Linked DNA regions of Homo sapiens: region 1 is linked to region 2. Evidence: chromatin loops called from intact Hi-C (ENCODE). Cell type or tissue: PC-3. All regions are shown on one strand. Links, peaks and the distances in the headings refer to the core of each region. The heading gives the core; the rest is flanking DNA.

Region 1 (8,770 bases), core at 484-8,483, 190 kb after region 2:
TCATATGTTACAAGCTGTTAGCTCCTGGACTGACCTTCCCCCGAGACTTTTGTACCCACCACCCACTGTTGAGCTGTAAAGTGTTTAAATTTTAGGTCTTTTTCAACCTTTGAAAATGGGGAGCTTGCATATAAAATTCAACATAACAAGCTTCTCTTAAAAATCTAAAGTTCTGGGGGAAATAGGCCTATGTTCCTACATGTTAATGATCTGCTTGGGCTGGTAGTAACTGCTCACTTTGGGTGGTCATGAAGACCCCAGTAGGCCAACTTCTCAACTGTTCCTGTTGCTCCTCCCCAAATGAAATCCAGCATCCGTCCCTTTCATCATCATAGATCTGTGTTCTTCCAGTTATTTTGACTGCTTGAGCTCTGGAGGATCTAAATTTTGGGTCATGTCCTAAAAAATTTAGTAAAGCTAATATAATTTTATATTTCACTTAAAAAGTCAACTATAACAACACTAAATATTAGTAATATATTTATTGTATTATTCATAAGCCATTTAGAAAAAAAAATTGTGGGACAGACTGGTCTCTGCAGAAGACCACCTCTGCAGGGGAAAATATTACTTACATGGGCGTAGGAATTGTTTTGCTCAAAAAACAAAATCATGTTATATTGAATAAAGGCATAGCTTTACTCATAGAGTTAAAGGAGTAGCATGTTTTCTCCTAATACATTCAAATCATAGCCTGTTGAAGAAGACTGAGCTTGTTTTGAATCCTTACTTTCCTTTTACCCTCTTTGAGACTTTGACAAGTCACTCAAACTCTATGAATATCAGATCTTTCATTTGTGGGTTAGTAACATGTGTATGTACTTCTATGAGAGCCAATAAGGAAAAATGCCAATATATATAAAGTGCTTAGTCGTGTATCTAGCCAAAATCCAGATGGTTCTTGATTAGTAATGGTTTGACTTATTTTTTCAAATTTATGTTCGATATATTGGACATAACCCCATGGTAAATCAAGAGACATCTGGACTTAATGATGGTCCCACTTAAGATTTTTCAACTTCGTGATGGCTTTATCAGGGTAGTAAACACACTTTTAACTTATGATATGTTTAACTTATGATAAGTTTATCAGGCTATAGCCCCATCATAAGTATAGGAGCATCTGCAGTCTGTCCTCTGTATTTTAGTCTTCACCATATCCCCGTTTTCTAAATGTCATCCTATTTAGAAAGCATCCAAGCTGATGCCAGGATAAAAAGCGAATTTTAAAAAGCCAATTTTATGTATTTAAACTTTTTTTTGGTCTAAAGACAAGGTAATATTGAAACTGGTCCAACTGTCCCATATAACTGATGTTTACTGTTTTTGTTTTTTGTTTTGTTTTGTTTTTGTTGGGGGTTGGGTTTTTGGGTTTTTTGGATAAACACAGAAATTAACCCCACTGGTCTGAAAGCTTGAAATTTATATTTGTCTTACCTGAGTTCTTTCCTCAGGAAACCAACCCTCAGGCCCCCTAGATAGTATCAAGAAACTGAAATTCACCAGATCACTACATCAGGACAATGAGATTCCAGACCTATCGTGATTCCTGTTTACCAACTCCTCTTCCTTATCCCTCCCTAATGCCTCTTTTCCCACAGGTACTTACATTTCTTCCCTGCTGTATAAATCTCTAGTTTTAGTCAGTTGAAGAGATGGATTTAAGAATCACACCTCATTTCCTTGTCTGCAACACCTGTATAAAGCTCTCCTCCCTGGCTCAGTGATTGACTTCCTGTGCTGCAAGCAGCAGGACCTAGACAAAGCTCCTGGCATTCAGGTAACAATATTAGTACCGAAACACAAATACGTACAGTCATTTATACCAAATATGTACCAAAAACATACCAAGGTGAAATATTGTTTATGGTTCTCATATTGCTGGATTTCATGAAACAACATTTTTGAAAGATTAAACAGAATTTTTTTCTTTTCTTTCTGAGCAAGAACATTCACACACAGTAAAACAAAAGGGTTGTCATTCATTATTACCAACATTTTATATAAGAAATGATATTTTAATAACCCCCAAAAGGTAAAAAAGACCCAGTCTGAAAATGAGACAGCTTTGTAAGTTCAATCAATTTAACCTAGTGACAAACTTTCCAGATGGTTCTAATTATTCTTATTTTTCTATGACTGTAAAAACATTGTTAGAACCTAGAGTCAGACAGTAGATCAGTGTTTGAGAACCATTTGTGCAGGCTACACTTAAAGTTTTTGTTTCAATAGCCAACGCTACTGATGTATATTTAATTTATATTTGGAAAAATTAACTTGACCTAATTAGATGATTATGTCCCTCAAACAATCACACAGTCCTTCACCACTGAGATTAAGTGAATGTTCATAAATTTCTGTGCTTAAAACTAAAACCACCATGAGATACCTTACTCCTACAAGGATGGCCATAACTAAAAAATAAAAAAAAAATAGATGTTGGCATGCATGTGGTGAAAAGGGAACACTTTTACACTGCTGGTGGGAATGTAAACTAGTACAACCAGGATAAAAAACAGTATGGAGATTCCTAAAAGAACTAAAAGTAGATCTACTATTTGATCCAGCAATCCCACTACCGGGTATCTTCCTAGAGGAAAAGAAGTCATTATATGAAAAATACCCTTGCACATGCATGTTTATAGCAGCACAATTCACAATTGCAAAAATATTGAACCAGCCCAAATGCCCATCAATCAAATGGGTAAAGAAAATTATACATATATACATACGTGTGTGTATGTGTAGTGTGTATGTGTGTTTCCTTCAGCCAAGGAAATGAGACATCATTCTTAAATCCATCTCCTCAACTGACTAAAATTAGAGGTTTATACAGCAGGGAAGAAATGTAAGTACACACACACACATACATGCACACCGTGGAATACTACTCAGACATAAAAGGAGCAAAATCATGTCTTTTGCAGCAATTTGGATGGAGTTAGTGACCAATATTCTAAGTGAAGTAACTCAGAAATGGAAAACCAAATACCATATGTTCTAACTTAGAAGTGCGAGGTAAGCTATGAGGATGCAGACATATACACAGTGATATAATGAACTTTGGCAACGTGAGGTTGGGGGATGAGAAGTGGGTAAGGGATAAAATACTACCAGAGTACACTGCTCAAGTGACAGTGCACGAAAATCTCAGAATTCACCACTAAACAACTCATCCATGTAATCTAAAACCACCTGTACCCCCAAAACTATTGAAATTAAAAAAAAATATTCTGTGCTTGATGGGTTGGATGGGGGAAGGAAAGAGATATGGTATGTCTTCTCTCCCAGGTCCTTTCTGGGTTATCTTAATGGGTTATCTTGGGAATGAGGCTTGAGGAAAACACTTTTAAAAAGGGGGCATGATCCACTGACTTTTTTTTTTTTAATGCCTTTCTTTTTTTAACTGCTTAGAATAAAATTATGGCTGTGGAGCATATATTATAAGATGCTGAGTCAAAGGCCCCCAAAATCACAAATCCTTAGCCCTGACATGCTTGAGATGCTGAACCAGTACTAGTAATTGCCTATGCTATGTTTGCTTATAATGTAAGAAACATATATCCTTTTATGCTAATGCTGTTGTAGTCAAATCACCTCCTTGCAGCCAAACTCAATCCCTAACTCACACAAATATAATAAATAGAAAAACAAAAAAAATAATTTCCTCAGTAGCAAAATATTAAAAAAAAAGCAATGGGAAGACTATATTACTTCACATCTTAAAGATTGGTGGATAATTACATTTGTGTCATAGGTCAGTTTGTTTTGTGAGACATTTAAAAGTACAGTCTGGATGAGCTCATTATTTGTCATTTCATATATAAGAGTTAGACAAAAAGGCGTGCTTTTTACATAGGCTATGAGTTGAATTGTGTCTCCTACCAAAAGACATATTGAAGTCCTAACCTCTATTACCTGAGAATGTGACCTTATTTGGAACTTGGATCCTTTCAGAGGTAATTAGTTAAATTAAGAAAAGGTCATTCTGGAGTAGGATAATCCTTAATGCAATAGGACTGATATCCTTATAAGAAAAGAAAAAAGAGACTCACAGGAAGAATACCATGTGACAACTGAGGTAGAGAGGAAGTGCTGCAGCTGCAAAAGCAAAGGAATGCCGAAGATCAATGGCCACCATCAGAAGCCAGTAAGGGGCAAGGCAGGATTCCATGCAGAGTCTCAGGGGAAGTGCAGGTCTGCTGATGCCTTGCTTTTGGAGTAGACTCCAGAACTGTAAAAGAATAAATTTCTGTTGTATTAGGCCACGAGTTTGTGGTACTACATTAGAGAAACCCTAGAAGATAAATACAACACAAAAACCAAAATATTTATATTCTAAAATGTATTTTAAGAGTTGCAATTAAGAGTATTATGAGTCTAATTTGAATAACTTTTCTGGTTATAGATTTTCTGATTTTTTTTGTCTTACATGGTATAGAGACACTAAAAGAAAAAAATAAAAACTGCCTACAATCTCAATATCCACAAAAGTCACTCACATTTTACAGTATTTGCTTTCAATATTTTGTGTACAAAATTTGTATATGATAATTTTATGAATGTGTATATGACTGCCCATTTGTGTATTATGTGGGTGAAAGAAAAAGAAAGACATCATGTAAATAATGTATTACATTCCTCTCTCACTCTTTTGTCCCTTTCTTCTATAAATATTCAGAGAACACTGTGAATGCCCAGGCATTCTCCTGGGTACTAGGAATACAGTGGTGAATATATCAGGCAACATGTATTGTTTTGATATGTTTTGCAATTTAATTCCTTATATGAAAGACACAGGCTGGCATTTCCAAAACAGTGTTAAAACGGAGCGGCACAGGTTGTTATGGGAGAACATACACTGGTACCAAGACCCCATAGGAAAATTTGAGAAATATTTTTGGGAGGAAATCAAGCCTCAGCTGATGTCAGATTGATGAGCAGCAGTTGGCCAGGGAGAAAGAAGCAAAAGTGTTCCAAGCAGATGGAGAAGCTTAGACAAAGACTTGTGGGCAGCAGAGACAGGACATATTTGAGGAACATAAAGAAGCTCAGCATTTCCAGAATATTAGTAGAAGGGGGAGCAGTGGCAAGAGATGAGGTATGCAAGGGCCAGGCCATGCAGGGGCTTCTAAATGCTATATTAAAGTTGGATTATCTTAATACTGTGAGACGGGAAAAAGTTCATGTAGATGAAATTAAATGATCAGATTTGCATTTCAGGGAGATCTGTTGGATAATGTGGGGAGTTATTGAAAAAGAGGAAGGCAGCTGACATGGCCTGTGGGAAAGATGATGGCATCCTTAAATGTGGCATCAATAGGAGAGTTGACATTGGCATAACAAACTTATTAACTAACTAAAAACACAGTGAGGGCAAGAGAATGATGAGGGTTAATCCCAGATTTCTGGCCTGGCCTATTTCTATTTATTTATTTATTTATTTATTTATTATTTTTTATGTTTTCTTTCTTGAGACAGAGTCTCACTCTGTGGCCCAGGCTGGAGTGCAGTGGCACAATCCTGGCCCACTGCAACCTCCATCTCCTGGGTTCAAGCGATTCTCCTGCCTTGGCCTCCCGAGTAGCTGGGATTACAGGAGCCCACCACCACATCCAGCTAAGTTTTGTATTTTTGGTAGAGATGGGGTTTCATCATGTTGGCCAGGCTGGTCTCGAACTCCTGACCTCGTGATCTGCCCACCTCGGCCTCCCAAAGTGCTGGGATTATAGGCATGAGCCAACACTGGCCTGGCCTACTTCTTGATAAGTCGTGAGAAGGCATAGAAGACACAGGAAGAAGAGAAAGTTTAGGGTGAATGAGACAACAGAGATAATGAATATTTGACATTTTGAATTTGAAGTGACTTCCAGGCATCTATATGGGTAGACACTTAGGGAATGTGGCTAACCCATAATAAAGAATTTTGAGCCAGAGATTAGCATTTTGGACTTGTCAGTAATATTTGACAGTGTTGAAGCTTTGAGACTAGATAAGAGTGTACCTTGAGAATATTGGGACTGAAAAGAAAACGATTGACTGAATTTGGAGAAGCACCCAGATTTCAGGGGCGGGCAGAGTAAGTGAACTTACACCAGGAACAGCAAAGCAGAAACCAGAACAGAGAAGGAATCAGGAGTCTTTGATGTTATAGAAGTCAAGTGGAGATTGCATGTCATGGAGGATATCATCATATGGTTATAATGATTCAAACAATTTAGTTCTGAAATAAGACTTGGAAGATCAATGGAAATTGCAGTGAGTCTAGAAAGAAATATATAAATATATATGGGAATGTACTTTATGACAAAAGCAACCATTTAAATTGGTGGCAGAGGAGCTGGATTATTTATAATAGTAAATGCTATTGGGTCAAGTAACTAGTTGTATGGGAATATGTATATAGGACATACTTTTTCTTCTTTTCTTATGCTAATACAATTTCCAGATGCACCAGAAATGTACATAATTACAAAGTAAGGTGTCAAAGTACTTTAAAGTCATACTAGTGAATTTTTTAAACAGTGTTGGAATAGGAAAAGCCATTTTACATATGACATGAAGGCCAGGAACCATAAAGAAAAAGATGCATACATATAGGTAAATACAAACTTAAAACGTATCTATAGAAAAAATGACACAAAATGCAGATCAACAAAATATGAAGGAAACCTTACAATATATTTGGAAAAGGACTACTATCACTCCTGTACATGAGGCTTTAAAGAGCTAGTAATAGTAGTGTTTGCCATTATTATTATTTATTATTTTCATTTTCTTTCCAGTACAGCTTAAAGTCCCTTGTCATCATTTTAACATATCTCTCTCACTCAGAAGCATCTTCAACACATTTGCTTTTTCCTGTCCCATTCTTGGACTTTTGAATAAATATAATAGTCTGTATTTCAAAGGCATTTTATAAACTAACGTACATATTTTTAAAGCCCTCAGAAACTACATTTCAATATTCTATGTAATTCAAACCATGCCTGAGTTAAGAATTTTCTTACTCTGAATCACATAGTAAGATAAAGATGGGATTTTCCAGCATGCTACATTTTATGGATAGACACCAAGATCAGTTAGTTTGAATTATTCCTCTACATGAATCATTCTCGGGAGTAACTTAGGCACTTAGAGTGAATAAACTTTGGTTCTGAAAGAGTTAATACAACTCCTTAACTTTCCCACAATTGTTTTCATGTATTACTGGAATTAGACGTCATATATAATATGTATTCATTGTAAAAAGTCTCTCTCTTACAAAAGGAACTACTGTAATTCAAGAAACCATTTTAAACTAATATGTATTTCATGATTTCCAGTTTATTGCATGCTTAAAAATATTGTACTGTTTGAATCCCACAACAATCTTTTGAATAATGAGAATATAATTTTGTAAGATCCCCATTTTATACATGAAGCTGGTAAGGTTAACATAAATGATATAAATTGCTAAAGGACATTCAGCAAGAAAAACTTCAAGCCTAGCACTGTAGCCTGTTTCATTATTTTTATTCTATTTATGTTTAATTGTTTATAATATATTTTTTGAACCCATGGTTGTTATTACCTTTGTCCTTACAAGAGAAAGAAGCAAAGAGAGTTAAGCTACATTATTGGTCACAAGATATTGTATCAGAAGAGAGAATCTAATAGCATTACAGGGTCATTGCTTTCTAATCATAAAATACAAATAGCATAGAATCTCTAATTTAAAAACATATTGATTATATGTATTAAGATCATGGTTGCTTTTAGCAAATATTACCAATCCAAAATTGAGGGAATTTTGAAGGACTGTTTCACAGTGATCAGAGGTATACTTGGAAGCTCTAATTCCTACTGCTAAGAAGGTAACACACTCATCCTCTTTTCAAGCGCATGGTTTCCTAACACATCCGAAGCATGGTTAATGATTTTTTTCTCAAACGTGACCATGTTGGCCTCTTTGACTGTAGAAATCACAGAGGAAATTCATTACCTTTAGGAACTTGTCTTTTCTTCACATTTCTTTTTTAAAAAAAGAAGAAATACCAACCATGGTGTAGGTCATGCTGATGGAACAGCTAAAGACCTTTATCCCCTCCCTGAAGAAGCTCACAGTGGAATGAAAGCCATCAGGCGCGTCAATCAACAAGGATGGTAAATGCACGTGTACATCAAGGAATGCATTACTAAAACAAATAGCACTAAGCAATCTCTTATAAATCCTCCCAAATCTAGCAGTGTTCAAAGTTCAATTATTACTGTGGACAAGACATCCATGCTAAAGTGAATCTAGAATTTCACCTAATTTTCTTCCTTACTCATTTCATAATTTCCACTCTATATTTTAATTTATTCTCTTTTCCCCTTAGCAGAAACGTACATATTAAACTACTAGATAGATAACTGGTTAAAGTAGAATTGTAGCCTTTTTTTCACAACACGTAATTTTGGGTAAATCCAAACCAACGCAACAGCAATTTTTAGAAAAAAGCCACAACGGACACTATACCTACCCACAACAGATAGTTATTCTCTATCTGCCTGAGAACGTGTGTTTGTTATAATCACTTCATGACAAGAACAACAAATGAGTCTCCCAAGGCTGCCAAGCCTAGAGCTGTCAGCCGGATCTACAAAAACAGAGCCTCCGTATTTGTGGCTTTCTGACTGACAGCCACGTTTTCAACACTTCTGGTGATCAGTTGGGTTCAGTGTCACCTACTATGTGATTTGTAATTTAAATTCCCAAGTAATTAGAGCCTAATATTACTCCTTAAAC
Region 2 (8,770 bases), core at 166-8,165:
CTATCTGTCTGTCTATCTATTTATCTAATCATCTATCTATAGGCATATGGGTGACCTAAAATACACAATACATCCCAATTTCACTTGAAGTTTATGCATGTATTATTTGTTGTACAAATCATTTGAGAAAATATAGGTTTGGACCTCAGATTTTATTTTTGTGTTTTTGTTTTTTTTAAAGCTATGGACCAAATTCTAGTTCCTACTTAGAGCAACAAAGCAAATAAAAATCCATAACATAAATCTAGTGCAAGTTAGTTGGTGACCAGACACATTGTACCCAGACAGCCATGCCAATTAGAATCCTGCTTTGTACAGTAGCTGTTTTGAGTCACAGCCAAAAGTTTCCATTTGCACAACAATAGAACAGATGCTAAGTTATACTCAAGGACCTATGATTTGTGTAATAAAAACTGAGACAAAACATAGACCCTACAATTTAAAGCTTAAATATGGCAAAACTCATTTTAAAAGACTGACTTATAAGGAATTAATCACAGCTTAATTTTGCACCCAAAGTTGCTCTAAGTAGGAACTAGAATTTGGTCCATAGCTTTAAAAAAAAAAACAAAAACAAAAACAAAAAAACAAAAAACAAGATCCAAACCTATATTTTCTCAAATGATTTGTCTATTTGTCTCTGTTTGTCCTATTCTGGGCTACAGAAATTCATGGCTCCCATTATTAGTAAACATACCAAGAAGGAACAAATTTGAGGGCCTGCATTTGAATCCTTGCTCTGATATAATGAGTTGTAAAAGCTTGGACAAAGTAAATTTCCAATACCACATCTATGAAGTACTATACACTTTATATTAGTGGTTCTGAACCAGGACCAATGGTGGTTGTTACTACCAGGAGGAGGCTACTCACACCTAGGGGCTAGAAGTTAGGGATCCTGCTAGACATCCTACAATGCATAGGACAGTTCCCACAACAAAGAATTATTCAGCCTAAAGTATCAATAGTGCTGATGTTGAGAAACTCTGCTTTATAGGAGTTTTGTGAAATAAATGGGATACTGCTTATGAGGTACATTGAACAAAGCACCTGGCCTGTAGTAAACACATACACTGTCACTGCTCTCATTATTATTGCAATTAATTATCTGAACTCATTTATTTTTTCCATTCAGCATTTTCTGAGAACAATTTGTGGTTGCTTGTAGGGAGAGATGAAGTGGTGAAGTGCAATATGGTGAGTGCCGAATTATGAAGTAAGCAAAATGCCATAAAAGTAATGACATATTAAAAGACATTTACTGGTAACTGTCTTATGATATGTCCAATGGTTTAAAACATTTACTCTCTTCTATGAATGCTTTCCCGGCTCACAGCACTTTCTCTAAATTAGCAACTCAGGGTAAGGTGTTTTTTTTTTGTTTTGTTTTGTTTTTGTTTGTTTGTTTTTTGACAGAGTTTTGCTCTGTTGCCCAGGCTGGAGTGCAGTGGTGCCATTTCGGCTCACTGCAAGCTCTGCCTCCTGTGTTCAAGCCATTCTCCTGCCTCAGCCTCCCCGAGTAGCCAGGACTACAGGCATGTGCCACCACACCTGGCTAATTTTTTGTGTTTTTAGTAGTGACGGGGTTTCACCGTGTTAGCCAGGATGGTCTCAATCTCCTGACCTCGTGATCCGCCCACCTCGGCTTCCTAAAGTGCTGAGATTACAGGCGTGAGCCACCACGCCCAGCTACTCAGGGTAAGCTCTTAAAGTGAGCTTCATCACATACTAAAATAAACAAACACCAACATTATCTGTATAAAGTTTCTGTCTTCTATTCCTTAAATTTGATCAGATATGATGCAACAATGTGGCATCTTATATAAAATGCTGTCTTAAAGATAAGAAAAAGGCCGGGTGTGGTGGCTCACATCGATAATCTCAGCACTTTGGAAGGCTGACACAGGAAAGTTGCTTGAGGCCAGGAGTTTGAGACCAACCTGGGCCACATAGCACAACCCCTTCTCGGAAAAATAGCCAGGCATGGTAGCGAGTGCCTGTCACCTAGCTACTCAGGAGGGTAAGAGAAGAGTATGGCTGGAACCCAGGAGGTTAAGGCTACAGTGAGCCATGATCCCACCACTGCGCTCTAGCCTGAGTGACAAAAACCCTATCTGTAAAAAACAAATTAGTTAATTAATTAAATTAAGATAATAAAAAGAAAAACACACATCCACTGAATTAATGATTATATAATCTGAAAGACCAAAATACATAAATGTTGTATGTGCTAGCCTTGAGGCTAGTAAACCACCAGATGGATAACTTAAACTCTGCTGTGATGTAACTCAAGCTCTATTCTATTTGGTTTGCAGTAGGACTTTTTGATTAATGAATAAAACCTGACATACTAAGCAAAGTGAATAGAGGTTTTAGTTAAAGATTAATATTAGATCAGCCAAGCCTTACTGCATTTACATTTGAACAATTAAAGAGCTCTCGCTCTATCGATTTTAAGACAGTGTCAAAGAGTGGTGGTAGAACCAGCAACTTTATCATTACCAGGCAAATTGTTAGATATGCAAAGCCTCAGGCCCCTAACCCAGATTTCTGGAATCAGGAACTCTGAGGGTGGGCCCAACAATGGGTGTTTAACCACAGCCCTCCAGGTGATGCTGATGCACACTGAAGTTTGCCAACTGCAGTACTAAAATGAACAAAAGAGGAAGCTGCCTTCCGGTGATTCCTCGAAATAATTTATCTATATGGATTTATTCTCCATTTCTCAAGGAAGATGCAATCTCGATTCACTTTTGCTGAGAGTTTTTTCCTCTTAACGAAAACACAAGGGATTAATTTACCTCGATTTGCAGTCTCAACTAGATTTGCAGTGGACCTAATAATAAGAGAGAAGTTTCCTGACTTGGTTTCCATGGCTCTAGACTTCCTCTTGTTAATGCACAGGATAAATTACCTTGTGTAAAGGGAAAAAGGAAGAATTTTGGGATTGAACAAAGTTTTTACCACTTATAGCTAAGTGACTTTGAGCCAGTTACATTACCCACATTATCCTCAATAAATCAAGGAAAAACTAACATCATAATAATATTGATTCTTCAGACTTGCTACTTCTCTATGAACATGATACCTCTCTCCATTTATTTTGGTTATCTAAAATTGGCTCAGAAAGGTTTTGTAATTTTCCGTATAAAGGTCTTATACATAATTAGTTAAATTTACTTCTAGGAATGTTGTTTGATGCTATAATATAATACATGCATTTTTAAAAATCTGTAGTTTATTAATAGCTTATAATAATACTATTGATTTTTATATTTTGATATTTTATTCTGTGATGTTTAAATACTACTCATTACTTATGTAGTTTCTTGGTAGATTCTTTTATATATGTAGATCATCATGTTCTCTGAGAGATATATAATTTTGACACTTTCCTACATTTATGGCTTATATATATTTTTCTGCCTCATTGCATTGGATTGAACCTCTACAGCAATATGGACAATGAGTTGTCAGAGAAAATATTCTCAGTGTTAATGAGTTCAATATTTCACCATTAAATGTGGTCTTAACAGTAGGTTTTTTTGTGGATACCATTTTCTTCTATTCTTAGTTGCTCAGAATTTTTATTCTGAATTATTGAATTTAGTCATTTTTTTTGTTATCTATTGACTGGAACATAAGACTTTTCTTTCTCTTTCTGTTTATGTAGTATATTCAGCAGTTTGTTGAATAAACTCCTATGATAGCACCTATAATATTTTACCTAAGTTATTCAATTATTTATCTATACTGTGCAGTAATCAGAGTTCTGCAAATAAACAGAACCAATAGAATGTGTGTCTATAGAAATAGATTTGTTTTAAAGAATTGGCTCACCTGATTGTGGAGGCTGGCAAATGCACTCTGCAGGGTGGGCTGGCAGGCAGGAGACCCAGAGGGGAGTCCATGCTGCAGTTCAAAGGCAAAGATGATCTGTTGCAGAATTCCCTCTCATTTATGTGAGGTCGATCTATAGTTCCATTCAGTCACCTTCAACTGATTGGATGAGACTCCTCCACATAATGAAGCACCCAATGCTTTACTCAAAGTTCACTGAGTAAATATTAATCTCACCTAAAAACACAGAAACATCCAGGATAATGTTTGACCACACATCTGGGCACTGTGGACACCTGAAATTAACCATCACATATTATTGCTTTTCCTTCACTGGCTGTGCATTCACCATGTTGTACACTTTAATTATATACAATTTTTATTTGACAGTTCACCTTGAAATTGGCCTGATTTCCCCATAGAACTTATATTTATGATTTTCCTTGAATGGAACTAGAAATTTACCTTCCTTGTCTTAGAGCTTGAAAAAATTACATGTGTCTTATCTAAGTTCCTTTCTCAGGAAACCAACCGTCAGGTTTCCTGACAGTATCAAGGAACTGAAACTTACCAGATCACTGCATCTGGCCAATAAGACGCAAGACCCCCCATTCATCGTGATTGCCTAACAGACCACCTGCTACCCATTGACTAACTCCTCTTTTGTACACTTCCCTAATTTCTGTTTTTCCACATGTAATTACATTTCTTCCATGCTCTATAAACCCTTAAGTTTAGTCACTTGAAGAGATGGATTTGAGATTAATCTTCCATTCTCCTTGACTGTAGCATCCACATAAAGCCTCCTTCCCCGGAAATACTCATTGTCTCAGTGATTGGCTTTCTGTGTGGTGAGCAAAACCCCTGGTGTCTCAGTAACAATCTTAATAAAACAGGAATTTAAAAAAATAATAATAATATAAATGTACTGTATGAATCTTGTAGCATGAATAGCAAGGAATTAAGAAAAACTAACCCCCTCCCCCCAACATTTCCTTTTTCAGGAAGGGAAAAATCAATATCTTACAGTACAGTTTCCACTCTAAGAAATACTACACATTTTATGTTACAAGCAAAATTTTATGGTATAGTTTATGAAATAAAATTGAACCTCATAGTTTTTAATTTATTTGTACAATAATGTTTCATTTAGGCACTGCCCCATCCTCCTTTTAACTATTTACTATATAATTTTGGTCATAACTTAAAGTGGATTTATTTTCAGTGCCTTTTTAAAGTTAACAAGTATCTTTGGATACTGTAGTTGCCCTGAGTTCAACTCCATGTTTTATAAAACAGGCACAGTCTTCCTTTATGGGAGGAGGAGTTTCTTTCTATGTCTTTGGTTATTAGAATTAGAAAAACTGCCTTGATCAGCATACATTAAATTTTTGAAAGTTAAGTTTTTCACCTCTTGTGAGACTAATTCTATCATATTCTTCATTTGTTGATGATTATGATGTGACTTCAATTTACCCTTCCTAATGTGATTGTAAATTTTCATGTAATGAAAGAAGAGGCACAACCAAGATCACTGCACAGCATTAGTAACACGTAGAAAATATATTTCACATTCTGAGATGAGATAAACTCTTAGCTCTCAAGGTCACAGAATGCTGACAGTTAATTGGCCTTTTGAGAAATCTTGAGAGAAGACTGAAAATTGCATTCAAGTATTATTCAAGATTTTGTATAATAGCAATACAAAAAACACAATGTGGTAAATTATAATTAATTATAATTGTTTCTACAAATCTTTGCTACATACAAGAAAGTGTGATGTAGACTACTAATTTATGCTTGGAATTGCTACTTTCTTAACTACCTGTCTGATAAAGGTCTCTTACTTGAGGAGGCTACATGCTTGCAATCCTAGCATTTTGGGAGCCCAAGGCAGGCAGATTGCCTGAGCTGAGGAGCTCGAGACTAGCCTGGGCAACATGGCAAAACCCTGTCTGTACTTAAAATACAAAAAAATTAGCTGGGCATGGTGGCACTTGCCTGTAATTCCAGCTACTCGGGAGGCTGAGGCACGAGAATTGTTTGAACTCAAGAGGCAGAGGTAGCAGTGAGCCGAGATCGCACCTGCACGTCAGCCTGGACATGAACCTCACTCTTTACTAGTCTCATACTATATAGCAGCAGGACTTTATTTAAGAGTGTTTTCTGTAGCTGCAGTAGTAATGATGCAGTTATAGAACCTTCAGACTGGCTAATTTCTTCTTCAGAATTACATGGCAGTTTGTACTGGGTTGAAACAAATGGTGCGATGGACTAAGTTTCGCCATCAGAGACAAAGCAAGACTTTGAAAAACTCAGAATAAACATGGGCATGGGTTGCTTCTTGCTGCCACTGTCCATGTTGTTCCTGAAATCTCACTTCCAAGATGCCTTTTCATAGTCTCCTGTAGAATTTCCACATGCACTTAACCCGCTGCAGACATAGCAAGAGAGGAGTACACTAAAAGAGTGATACAAGCATCTGTATTTTAAAAAACTATGATGGTCAAAAAACTCTTATTCCTATCTTATGTATAAAGAAGACTGCAAAACTTAGTAAGGATGATATCTGACAACTGCTGATTGAGGATCTTAATAGGACTTTTCCTTGTTTTATTGAAAAACTTTAGTTATCCACAGCATAATGGGACCAGAATAGTATGAATTATTTATTCATTTGTTTAATTCAATGAGCAGTAATTGTCTCCTGTTTGCCAGATTCTGGGTCATGTACCAAGGATACATTACAGAACAAGGTGTTACTTGGAGAACTTACAGTTCTAGTGAGGATGGTCAAGTTGAAAAAGTAATTATAACAGTTAAAACATAATTAAAAGTGATTGTATTCATTTTCTAAGACTTCCATAAAAAGTGCCACAAACTGGTGACTTACACAGAAATTTATTCTCTCATTGTTCTGGAGACTAGAAATCTGAAGTCAAGGTGTCGGCAGTGCCATGGTCTCTCTGAATACCCAGAGAAAAATTTTCCCTCCCTATTCTTAGCTTTTGGTGGCTCCTGACAATTACTGGGGTTCATTAGCTTGCAGCTGCTTCACTCCAATCTCTGCGTTCATCTTCACATGGACTCCTCTCTGTTTTTCTGTGTGTCCTCTCCTCATATAAGAATACCATTCACTGGATTTAAGTTCCATCCTAATCTAATATGACCTCATCTTGATTTAATTACATCTGTAAAGACCCTATTACCAAATAAGGTCACATTCTGAGATTCTGGATGGACATAAGTTTTGGGAGGACACTGTTCAACCTGTTATACAGGTATATATTTATTTTTAGGAGGAAAACATCTTTGGCTATAATTAGGGAGATACTTATAAAATATGAGGATCCCTTCCTAAATAATATAAAGCAACAATTTTAGATAAAGAGACCAAAGAAATAACCTGAATATTTAATAAATGAGGAAACAGCACAGAGCGTTGAGTTATTGGATGAACCTCATACAATTTAATATGGAGAGTTTTGGCTTTTAGAAATAATTATCTTGGAAATATGAACTTGCAATGGTTCACTATTAGGTGCTTTTAACAATGCTTACTGGTTATGCATTGAAAATTTTCGTCTGTACAGATATAAGACCCAAATCTTATTTCAGGCAATAATTGCTATGTTATTGTCTTAATGTCTTAATTAAAACCACTGAAAATATCGCCTCTCACTGACTGGTAGAGATGATAACGAGCTATGAAATATTACACATTCAGGCAGAAGAAACATGAACTAACTTTACCAACAAATCAGGTAAATAATCCTGGATCCTGGATTCCCGGGTTTTTGCTTAGAATAGCTTCAACCAGGAAAGCTACCTGACTGGGACTGTGCTGGGATGTGAGCAAGAAATAAACTTTTATTGTGTAAAGCTATTAAAATCTTGAGGTTATTTGCTATGATACTTAGTGTTAATTACCCTAATACCTTGACTTTTGGGACTTCAAGAGAACTTATAGATTAGTTGATTTACTACTTTCATTTTATAATGAAAGAGAGAGAACATGTCCAAAATCACTCAAATAATTAGTAGTTCATCAGTATAACTGGGGCTGTAGTCAAAAAATCATTCTCTAGTTGTTTGCTTCAGAAATCCAGTAGAAATGACAAAGTCTTAGAATAAAAATTATTCTATAAATACATTTCTTTTTATATCAGAATTTGACACTATAGCCTAACCACTTGGAGACATTCTTTGAACAATGTTAACTCTGGGTCAAGAAGAGAATTAATTAGAGTGTCGAAAGAAGACACTGAGCTAAAAGTGATTAGATGTGAATTTGATGCCAGGTGGAATTTGAAAGGAAATGAAAAGAGGAAGACAGACACCGAGTTTTTTCTGGGGAAGGTTGTCAGTTGTCAGTAATCAGCAGAAGAGAAAAGGAACATATTCAGGTCACCTGGAGACACATCTCTCCGGAAACTGAGGCATAATGGAATGTCCAGAGTGGCCAGGGTTATGGGAAAATTGGGGATAAATATTAGGTAGAATGGCAGTTCTAAAACTAAAAATTGAAAAAGTGCAACGTTAACAGCCATCTAAAGGAGCTATGGATAAGTTAGGTAAACAAATAAATAAAGTTTTTTGTTTGTTTTCTTTTTTCCTTTTTTTTTTTTTTTTTTTGAGATGGAGTCTCACTCTGTTGCCCAGGCTGGAGTGCAGTGGCACGATCTTGGCTCACTGCAACCTCCATCTCCCGGGTTCAAGTGATTCTCCTGCCTCAGCCTTCTGAGTAGCTGGGACTACAGGTACGCACTACCATGCCCAGCTAATTTTTGTATTTTTAGTGGAGATGGGATTTCACCATGCTGGCCAGGCTGGTCTTGAACTCCTGACCTCGTGACCCACCCACCTCGGCCTCCCAAAGTGCTGGGATTACAGGCATGAGCCACTGCACCCAGCCACAAATAATAAAGTT

What was found. Hi-C counts contacts between places; a loop is a spot of excess contacts. Peaks named below come from ENCODE experiments on the same cell type or tissue, not always from the same donor. Only the 100,000 strongest peaks of a DNase experiment are listed, where the experiment ranks them.
Region 1: a loop joins it to region 2, with 2.1 times the contacts of the local background. A loop is called at or near these places in 1 of 110 quality-filtered maps.

Annotation. Positions count from the first base shown.
Region 1 is chr3:106,575,303-106,584,072 of GRCh38, forward strand. All of the region lies in intron 2 of LOC101929485 (a long non-coding RNA gene), which reads right to left. Among named protein-coding and RNA genes, the nearest start is that of LINC00882, 660 kb to the right of the region's middle. In PC-3, for the core only: no CTCF peak of the experiment used is centred there; a DNase peak (open chromatin) is centred at 3,799; H3K27ac peaks cover 357 bases.
Region 2 is chr3:106,381,810-106,390,579 of GRCh38, forward strand. It overlaps LOC101929485 (a long non-coding RNA gene), which reads right to left. Exons shown (of 16, transcript XR_007095992.1): 13 at 3,841-4,077; 14 at 2,802-2,914. Among named protein-coding and RNA genes, the nearest start is that of CBLB, 520 kb to the left of the region's middle. In PC-3, for the core only: no CTCF peak of the experiment used is centred there; no DNase peak of the experiment used is centred there.